Linked DNA regions of Homo sapiens: region 2 is linked to region 1. A link is a loop called in an ENCODE intact Hi-C map of the cell type or tissue named here. Cell type or tissue: mammary epithelial cell. All regions are shown on one strand.

Region 1 (5,000 bases):
CTTTTTCTTTTTGTAAGTCAGCTAGCTGTCCTTTGGCCATTCTCATTTGCATTCCTGATCATCAATTCTTCCCAACAAAGGGTCTTCTCAGAAAACAAAGAAGGATTCTAATCATGTATAACATAATTTTCCCATTAAACTTATGCTATTTTCTTCTTCTCAGAGCTCAGCACTTTTAGTATTTTTTTTAATTCTGAAGCTGTTTCAAACCGACAGAAGGGTAGCAAGAACTGCGGTATCCTTTCACCCTGATTATCCACCTTGCAACATTTTAATTCTCTTTCATTCAGAGAGATCAATATATAGATATTCCCTTTCAGATATGATGCTCCATCACTCTTCAGGTGTTTGATTACCTTCCCAAAACAAGAGCACTCTTCTCATTACTATTATAAAAACACTTCCAATCAGGAATCAACACTGATACAGCACTACCATTCAGTCCACAGGCCCCATTCACATTTTGCCAACTGTCTCAGTGATGACATTTTCTTTTTTGGTCCAGGATGCTATACAGAAACATACACTGCATTTAATTATTATTTTTCATCAGTTTCCTCCAATCTGGAATGGTTTTGTTTGTTTGTTTGTTTGTTGAGAGTCAGAGTCTCCCTCTGTCGCCCAGGCTGGAGTGCAGTGACGCGATCTTCAGCTCACTGCAACCTCCGCCTCCCAGCTTCTAAGCAATTCTCCTGCCTCAGCCTCTGGAGTAGCTGGGATTACAGGCACACACCTCCATGCCTGGCTAATTTTTTGTATTTTTAGTAGAGACGGAGTTTCACCATGTTGGCCAGGCTGGGCTTGAACTCCTAACCTCAGGTGATCCACCCGCCTCAGCCTCCCAAAGTGCTGGGATTACAGGCGTGAGCCACAGCACCCAGCCTGGAATGGATTTTTATTCTTTCCCTGTCTCGTGTTTTCCTGCCTTAAAGAGTATAGGTCTTTTTTTCCTGTAGGATGACTCTTTCTCTGGAGCTTCCACTGTTTCTTCATTATTAGACTCAAGTCATGTATTCTTCCATGCCATCTTGGCAGGAATTCCACAAAAACGCTGCTGAGCTCTTCTCAGCATATCACATCAGAAGGCAACCACACTGACCGTATCCCCACTTGATCACCTGGTCCAGTTGGTACTTGCCAGATCTCCCCATCATTCTTTGAGCATTTCTTTATATTCTGGTACAAAAAAGATGCTCCAGGATCATCTTATACTGTCCCTGTCCAGCCTTGGAATCAGCCACTTCTCCAAGCAGCTCTGGTTCCTGTCCGTGTAGAATGATTTTAGAAATCAAGATCTGGGTGCTTAGCATGCTTATTGTTCCTGTGATGTCAATGCTTTGAGACCCAGTCAACACAGAGCTAGGAAATATGTACATATAAGTCCACACAAACACACACTTATTATTATTTCCATATCTGGGTATGTGTATATGTTTACACATAAGCCACATGAATTCATATCAGTATCTTCAATTCAAATCTAAGTCTTTTCCCCCTTCCACATTTATAAATACCTTCTCTGACAGAAACTTGGTTCCCATTATCCTTAATATATATACTCATTTGTTCAATATTAGCCTTCACTGCCCACCACCTGCGTACATCTCATCCTCTGCTCTGCTTCCTCACACACTAGAAACACCACTGCCCCCATCCATGCAGCACCCCTCTCCCCACGTTGCCCTGCATGTTCAGTTACAGAGCAGGCTGCCATCACTACCCACCTCCACAAGACACCCCTCGCTCCTGCCTCCTCAGATGCTATCATTTCTCTCCAAGAAAGAAAGGGAAAAGGCTGGGCACGATGGCTCACACCTGTAATCCCAGCACTTTGGGAGGCCGAGGCAGGTGAATCACAAGGTCAGGAGTTTGAGACCATCGTGGCCAACATGGTGAAACCCCGTCTATACTAAAAATACAAAAAATTAGCCAGGCGTAGTGGCGGGCGCCTGTAATCCCAGCTACTTGGGAGGCTGAGGCAAGAGAATCACTGGAACCCAGGAGGTGGAGGTTGGAGTGAGCCGAGATCGCTCCACTGCACTCCAGCACTCCATCTCAAAAAAAAAAAAAAAAAAAAAAAAAGAAGGTGGGAAAAGGAAGGAAGATCACCATTTATGTCTTTTTGCTGATAGATGATGTGGGAAACTCCCATACACCTTTCACAGCAGTCACACATATGTTGAATGGGCAAACCATTCTTTGACATCTACTCACTCCCTTTTACTCTCTCTGCATTACTTACTTGTCTCCAAGGCTGTGTCTAAGCATAGTTGAAGACAGAAATCATTTAATAATATTCAGCTGAGCCAACTGGCCATAAAGCTGAGACTCCAATTAGGGGAACTGGAAGCTCTGGGCAGTGGTGTCAGGGGACCAGCAGGTGGCGCCCGTAAGTTCTACTCTAAACCTTTCTGTATCCAGGCTTGTTCACTACCTTCTTTCACCACCTGGTTTCTCTCTATCAGAGCTCTTTAAAAATATGTTAGCATTCACAGTTCCCAGTATCGCTGCAGACATAAATGTTGAGAAATGCATTCTTGTTTTCCTTCCCAAGGCACCAATAGTACAAAGACAAGCATAAAGCCCCTTAGGATACAAAAAAAAAAAAAAAAACCCAGCACTTTGCACAGCATAGTCATAAGTGACGTCACTCTGTAATCTTTAACAGGAGTGGTGTTTTCCACGCTCATAGGACAAACTGACTCTTGAATCTTTGTTAGGCCTCCCTGTCTAATCGATATGTAAGTTTCTCTAGGGAAAGAATAGGGTGGAATATTATTTGTATAATCTTGTCCTATGAAAATATGAAAGAGATTATTGGCAACATTTTTGATAACCTGGTGGAATAAAACTCCAAGCCCTGCCTAAGGTAAATTATCATAAATCTTATATGTCAGGAACGTGGTAGAGAGTTGCAGGTAGGCAGTGAAGTGGCCAGAATGTTTAAAAAAAAAAATATTCTGACCTGGAATCTGTGGCAGAGTGGAGAGAGTTGCGGTGACATATCTGATCTCATTAGTGCTTAAGGTTCCTCACGCAGAGATGGAGAAATGACAGTGTATCGCTCATTCCTGCCCTCTGAAGCCTTTCCATTAGAAATGCTGCAATTTAATCTCACATGTCACAAATCAAACCCCAACTTGAAAACTGCTTCCCCTGAAAAGGTGAACACATTCCATGCCTTGTGGAAGGAACTCCAGTGCCCCTCAGAGGAAGTGCTGTGTCCCCGATAGCAGCTGGTAATATCAGCTCCACATTTGAAAGGACCCCAGGCATCAGTATTCAGAGACTGCGATTGTTACATTAGCGTGACTTTTTGCAACTTATGTGACTTTGGGTGAGTTGTTGAAATTCCACTTGACTCAGTTTCTTTATTCACTAATTGAGCATAATCTCCACCATTCAGGGTGGTTGTGGGGATTAAAGGAGAGTTAAAAAAAAAAAAAATACTCAGCCGGGGAGCTAAGTACTTGATAAATAGAAGCTGTAACTTATTATTGCTTACTGTTACTTCCAGACTCTGAGCTAAGGGCTTTATATTGTTTACTTCCTTAATTCCCACAGAATTAGATAGATATTATAAAAAGCCATTTTGCAAAGAAGGAAACTGAGTCTTAGAGAAATTAGATAACATTGCTACATTATACAGCTAGAAAAATGGTACATTCCAAAGCTAATGAAATCTTTCTGTAATGTTACACTGCTACTTGTATATTGGAAATAAAATTTGTTATGCCTTACAATTGAGTATACTACTAAGAAGAATGGTCTGCATCTATATTCCTTTGTGAGAGAAGGCTGTAATTTTCCTCCCTTGTGATTTTTATGCCTGGTCCTAGTAACAGGGTTATACTGATTTACAGAATCTATGGGGAATAATCTCTTTTTTTCTATCATATGGAAGAGTTTGCATAAAATTGGAATGATGTCTTCCTTGAACATTGGGAAAAATTTGCGTGTAAAATCACCTGGTGTGATGTTTTCTTTGCAAAAAAAATTTTAACAATTACCTTAATTTATTTAATAGCCATAGGGCTATATAAACTTTTTGTTATTTCTTGGGTCCATTATGGTTAGTTATAAATTTTTAGGCATTTATACATTTCATCTAAATTTTTAAAAATTTTGACAGATAGTTGTTGACAATAGCCATTTATTATTTTAGTTGTAATAAATATTCACTTTTTCATTCAAAACATCTTCCTCTTTTAATCGATATTGTCAAAGGTTTATCTATTGGCTGGGCGTGGTGGCTCACACCTGTAATCCCAGCACTTTGGGAGGCCGAGGCGGGTGGATCACGAAGTCAGGAGATCAAGACCATCTTGGCTAACACAGTGAAACCACGTCTCTACTAAAAATACAAAAAAATTAGCCGGGCGTGGTGGCGGGCGCCTGTAGTCCCAGCTACTTGGGAGGCTGAGGCAGGAAAATGGCATGAACCCGGGAGGCAGAGCTTGCAGTGAGCCAAGTTAGTGCCACTGCACTCCAGACTGAGCGACAGGGCAAGACTCCGTCTCAAAAAAAAAAAACAAAAAAAGGTTTATCTATTAATTATTTTATCAAAGAATCTACTTTTGACTTTTTTGATCTTTTCTAGAAAATATTTTTCTATTTCATCAATTTGTGCTCATATTTATTGTGGTTTTTCTTTTGCTAAATATGAACTTATTTTGTTCAGTTTTTGTATACTTAAGATTGACACCTTATTAACATTGAGGCTATCTTCTATTATAAGTACAGATTTTAATATGTAGCATTTCATTATTATTCAGTTGTAGGTAACTTTTAATTTCTTCATAGTAAAATATCAAGTGGGGGAAAATAAGTTTGTGAGGATAGCATAAGATTAAATAAGGATGGAATCCTTTTTATAAAATTTAAAACAGCTTAGATTATAAAGCATGTTAGGACCAATTATACATGCAATAAAACCCTGTAAGAAGAAAGATGAACCTGGCACTCAGGAACATAATGACCTTGGAGACAAGAAGATAAAT
Region 2 (5,000 bases), 860 kb after region 1:
GATCACTTTATTCAAATCACAGAGGCCAACTCTGTGGAAGACTGACTGTGGACTCTGAAGCTCTCAATCCCACTTTTGGAGAGTAGGATAAATTTACGTACTGTCTTGACCTTGCCTTCTATGGGATCTTATTTGTCTAATTCTTTGCTGGACCCCCCTATACCCACTCCCCAAGGCAGAAGACAGACCCTACAGTCTGTACATTGCTATCGAGAGTTACTTATTTGTCCCTCTTCCTGTATCTCATTAGTGTACAAATGGTAGAATAAGACATGTGGGCATTTACAGTCTTACAAGACTAGACCTGTTTACTTTCAAGGCTTAGAGGTCCTTAAAATAATTTTTTGATCCTCACATTCATTCTTCCAAGCCCAGGGCAGAGCAGCCCTTCCACTTTGTACTTGGTAGTATCTCTTCCATGAGGTTGTGAGCTTCATGAGAGTAGAAGGCCATGTTTCATGACACTTCTGCATTTCTCTACAATGCCTATGAGCTTGAGGCCATCATTAGAGGCTTCTAGAGAGAATATGCAGAATCAATTAGTACAGCCTTTGTCTTTGGGAAGCTAACAATCTAGGAGTGCTGTCTCTCAACTCTTAAATGGCGACATTGTTTTCCTCACTGAATTGTCATGAGGATTCAGATTTCAAAGGAGGCAGTATAGTGAAGTGGTAAGAGCATGTTCTAGAGCCAGATCCCAGCTCATTACTTACTATGTTTAACATTTGTGCTTCCATTTTTCTCATCTATAGGGTAGAGATAATAATATTAATAGTACTTATTTCACAAGTTTTTTAATGAGGATTAAATGAGTTAGTACAAGTATTGGGCACATAGAATTAAATAAATGTTAGCCATTGTAAATAACAAAATAATACATCTGAAAGTGTTGCAGGACTTTTCCTTAGTTCAGCTAAAGACAGCGTCCTTGTCTGTCCCAGGGACATGAAAATTTAGGCTCACAGAAAGTTTGAAGGGTGAGTAAAGCAGGAGTTTTTTGGGTGAAAAGGGGAAACAGTAATCCTCCACAAGGCCAGAGTCCCTCCTGGAGTGCTTCCCACCACAGCTTGAATCCCAGATTCCACACAGGAAGAGGAGGGGCCAGGCTCCTCCCGGCTGCAAAAGGTGCGAACCTCTGTGGCTCCACCCCGGTGTGCGCTCTTCCCAGTGGGCATGCCTGTTGGAGAACCCCTCCCACCTGGCTGTCTCAAAAGCATCTAGAATTACCTAGAACAATGCTACTCAAAGTTGCCATTACAGTGAGATAAGGAACTTGGGCCACAATATAAATCAGCACTCTCCTTCCTTCTTTGGAAAATTCTTGCTAGGAAAAAAATGTTTGCTTATTGATAAATTTAATTTACGTTCCAGCTCTAGCTTCTTTTTTTCTCTGTAGATCAGCAATAAACAGTTCACATAGCACACTTTTTGTTTTCCTGGCCCAGGATATAGTAGGCAGTCAGTACATTTGTTTATATACTCTGACCTGAAAAGGCTGTCTATGTAAAGGAACTTATTAAGAGGAAGCAAATAACGAAGTTTGTGGATTTCAAGTTGTGTGTATGTCATACATTATACATCTATTTGTAATCTATCTGTATCTTAAAAATTACAAACAAGATAAATCACAGCTGTTTTTTTGGTAAAGGTTTTAAATATTTTTCTGGTAGGAAGAGTAGATAAAGGCAGCCATGTGGGTTGTTACGTGAAGCCTAGAATGGGCTTTCCCAGATATCAGGAAGACACAGAGGTGATATCCTCATTCTCTTTTGCTACCATATTAGCATCTATTTATAGTCAAATATATAAAAATAAGCACAGTTATTACAGGTGAGATTTATTTGTATAAATAAGTTTGGAAACTATGCCTGTTGTTTACTGGAAAACCCAATTATGGTGTTGTTACCTAGAAGGGAATATTGTAAGTAAACACTTTTTTTTTTCTGCTTCATTTATACCAAAGCAATTTAACATGAAATTAGTAATTATATTAATCTGGGCTCTCCAGAGCAACAGAAACAATAGATAGATAGATAGATAGATAGATAGATAGATAGATAGATAGATAGATTTATTATACAGAATTGGCTCATGTGGTCATGGAGGCTGAGAAGTCCCATGACCTACAGTCTGGCAAGCTGAAAAGTCAGAAGAACCAATAGATAGTTCCAGGTTGAGTCTGAAGGCCTGACAACTGGAAGAGCCAATGGTATAAGCTCCAGTCCAAGTTGGAAGGGTCCCAAGGCAAAAGACCTATGTTCCAACTAAAAAGACAGAGAGAGCAAATTCTCCCTTACTCCACCATTTTATTCTGTTCAGGGCTCCAATTGATTGGATGAGACCTAACCACATTTGAGAGGCAATTTACTTCACTCAGTCTACTGATTTGTGTGTTAATCTCGGCCAAAAACACCTTCACAGATACACCCAAAATAATGTTTAACCAAATCTCTGGGGACCCAAGAGCCCATTCAGTTGAAAAAAAATTGATCTTCACAGTAATGTTAGATGCAGCCTTATATAAGGATGAAATTCTTTGATTCCTATAAACTCTTAAAAAAGATTTTTTTCTACTCAAAATTAATTACTTAGACTACTTTTGGAAACATTTTAATTTATTATTTGAATAAATTTTTTAAAATTTCTACAAATAGTGTTTTTTTTTTTTTTAGTGAGATATTTTTGACAATCATTTCTGATGGATTGCAACTGAAAATGTAAAGACATGTGCCAGTGGTTGTTCTGGGAATTTTTCAGTTGCAGGAGAGTCCTCTTTTTGGGCTAAAAAATAGATTTGATAAATTATGGAGGAAACCTATAGAGTGATGGGGCAGAGGAAGGCAGGCTGCTTTGTGCAACTGTATCTCCTAATATCTTTATCAAAATGACATCATAAGGATGTACAGCGAAGGTGGTAACCCTCTGTCATTCCAGAGAAAAAGGGATATAGGTAGTGCAGCCTGAGGTTCTCAAGGCATGGAGGAAAAACGTTTCAAAAACAGAAAAGAACCATTTGAAAATGCAAAAGAAAATGGATATCCTAGGAGCGAATTGGATTATTTTTTCAGACTTGTTGTCTTCCTGTAACCTTAACGAATAGTACCATAGCTCCCCCTGCTGCATAAGGAGGCAAAGAGGCAAAACCCTGTCACAAAGAACCTTCTTCCCTCACCTGCCGGAATTGTTGGTTTTGCTTTTTGTTTTTTTTTTTAAGTCTTTTGGTTCTTTACCCGAGCAAAGTCATTGAAACTGTTCTTTTTTTTTTATTTCCAACCATCCTTTCTCTCCTCTTCCTGCTAATTGCATGTTTGAAAGATTTATGGATATCATTTTAAAAGCTAACATTTCAAATAAAACATAATAGGAAATTATAATTTGATGATTGGAGGTGTCTAGAAATGCATAAAATACAATTTAGATATATATTGTACTTGGATAACAAGTGTGGGAAAAACTGGGGGAAGGGGGAAGGCATTATTGTTATTTGACGAGGAGAAGAACACAGTTTTAAAGACCTGAATTCTCTGACACCAATTTGCTTGGTGCCTTGGGCAAGTTACTTAACTTTCTTTGTGTGCTGCAGTTTCCCCATTAAAAAAAAAATGAGGATAATGGCATATGCCTTTTCTCTGCCTCATAGAATTCTTACCAGAATGATAGAAGATCAAGTAATGCCCCACTTATCCAGCCATCATACTTCCAGCCTTAGCCATCTGTAATGAATCTCAGAAGCAGGCAGAAAAAGGCCTGTGAGCAATGAGAGCACTGCAGGCTTTAAGAAAATGCAAAGTCCATTGACTTGGAATTTTGTGTCAGTTAAGCTCAGTGTGTGCTGAGCTTGCAAGGTATACATGTGTTTGTGTGCATGTATGTTTCTTTTCTCTGTAGTTCTTCCCTCTCTGTAGTTACCTAGGAAGATAGGTTTTTATTTAAATGGAAAGGCAAGAAAGGGAAAGGTTGATTGAGGCAGATGAAAGTGTCTCCTTGGAAATTCACCATGAAGTTGGTGTAAGTTAGTTCAACCATTGTGGAAGACAGTGTCATGATTCCTCAAAGACCTAGAGGCAGAAATACCATTTGACCCAGCAATCCCATTACTGGGTATATACCCAAAGGAATATAAATCATTCTATCACAAACATATTTGCACATGTATGCTCATTGCAGCACTATTCACAATAACAAAGACATGGAATCAGCCCAAATGCCCATCATTGATAGACTGGATAAAGAAAGAATGGTACATATACACCATGGAATACTATGCAGCCATAAAAAGGAACAAGATCATATCCTTTCCAGGGACACAGATGTAGCTGGAAGCCATTATCCTCGGCAAACTAATGCAGGAACAGAAAACCAAATACACATTCTCACTTATAAGTGGGAGCTGAATGATGAGGACACATGGATGCGTGGAAGGAAACAACACACACTAGGGCCTGTTGGAGGATGGGGAATGGGAGGAGGGAGAGCATCAGGAAGAATAGCTAATGGGTGATGAGCTTAATACCTAGGTGATGGGATGTTCTGTGCAGCAAACCACCATGACACACGTTTACCTATGTAACAAACACACACTCTGCACAGGTACCCCTGAACTTAAAAGTTGGAAATAAAAAAAAAAGAAATTCACCATGAAGATAACTAGAGAAGAGGCCAGAATTAGGGGTAAACAGCGTTCTCTATTTCAGTCAATCACACGGTACTGGTTTCCTGCTTCAGAGTTTACAGGCTTTGTTGAAAGTTTTCTGAATCACGGACAGAATGCTCTTTTTACAAAGAAGTTTGTAATGCATTTACAAAAAAAAGAAATATGTACTGCATTTTAGGAAGCATTCTATTAAAAATGAAGGGAATAATGCATAGTTTATGTAGAAAATCAATATATACGGAATATTTCATTTTTTCCTCTGTGGTGTTAGATATATTCAACACTACTATTCTATTTTAGAAACAGTTTGAATTCCTCAATTGGAAAAGTACTCCCCACGTTTTTC

What was found. Peaks named below come from ENCODE experiments on the same cell type or tissue, not always from the same donor. Only the 100,000 strongest peaks of a DNase experiment are listed, where the experiment ranks them.
Region 2: a loop joins it to region 1, with 9 times the contacts of the local background. A loop is called at or near these places in 16 of 110 quality-filtered maps.

Annotation. Positions count from the first base shown.
Region 1 is chr3:59,855,319-59,860,318 of GRCh38, reverse strand. The region is part of intron 8 of FHIT (fragile histidine triad diadenosine triphosphatase); the gene reads left to right. All of the region lies in intron 1 of LOC105377113 (a long non-coding RNA gene), which reads right to left. Among named protein-coding and RNA genes, the nearest start is that of MIR548BB, 760 kb to the left of the region's middle. In mammary epithelial cell, a CTCF peak has its summit at 2,384 (motif pointing right); a DNase peak (open chromatin) is centred at 2,468.
Region 2 is chr3:58,993,047-58,998,046 of GRCh38, reverse strand. The region is part of intron 4 of CFAP20DC (CFAP20 domain containing); the gene reads left to right. All of the region lies in intron 2 of CFAP20DC-AS1 (CFAP20DC antisense RNA 1), which reads right to left. Among named protein-coding and RNA genes, the nearest start is that of CFAP20DC, 54 kb to the left of the region's middle. RefSeq lists an enhancer at 1-69. In mammary epithelial cell, a CTCF peak has its summit at 3,116 (motif pointing left); a DNase peak (open chromatin) is centred at 3,106; H3K27ac peaks cover 2,735 bases.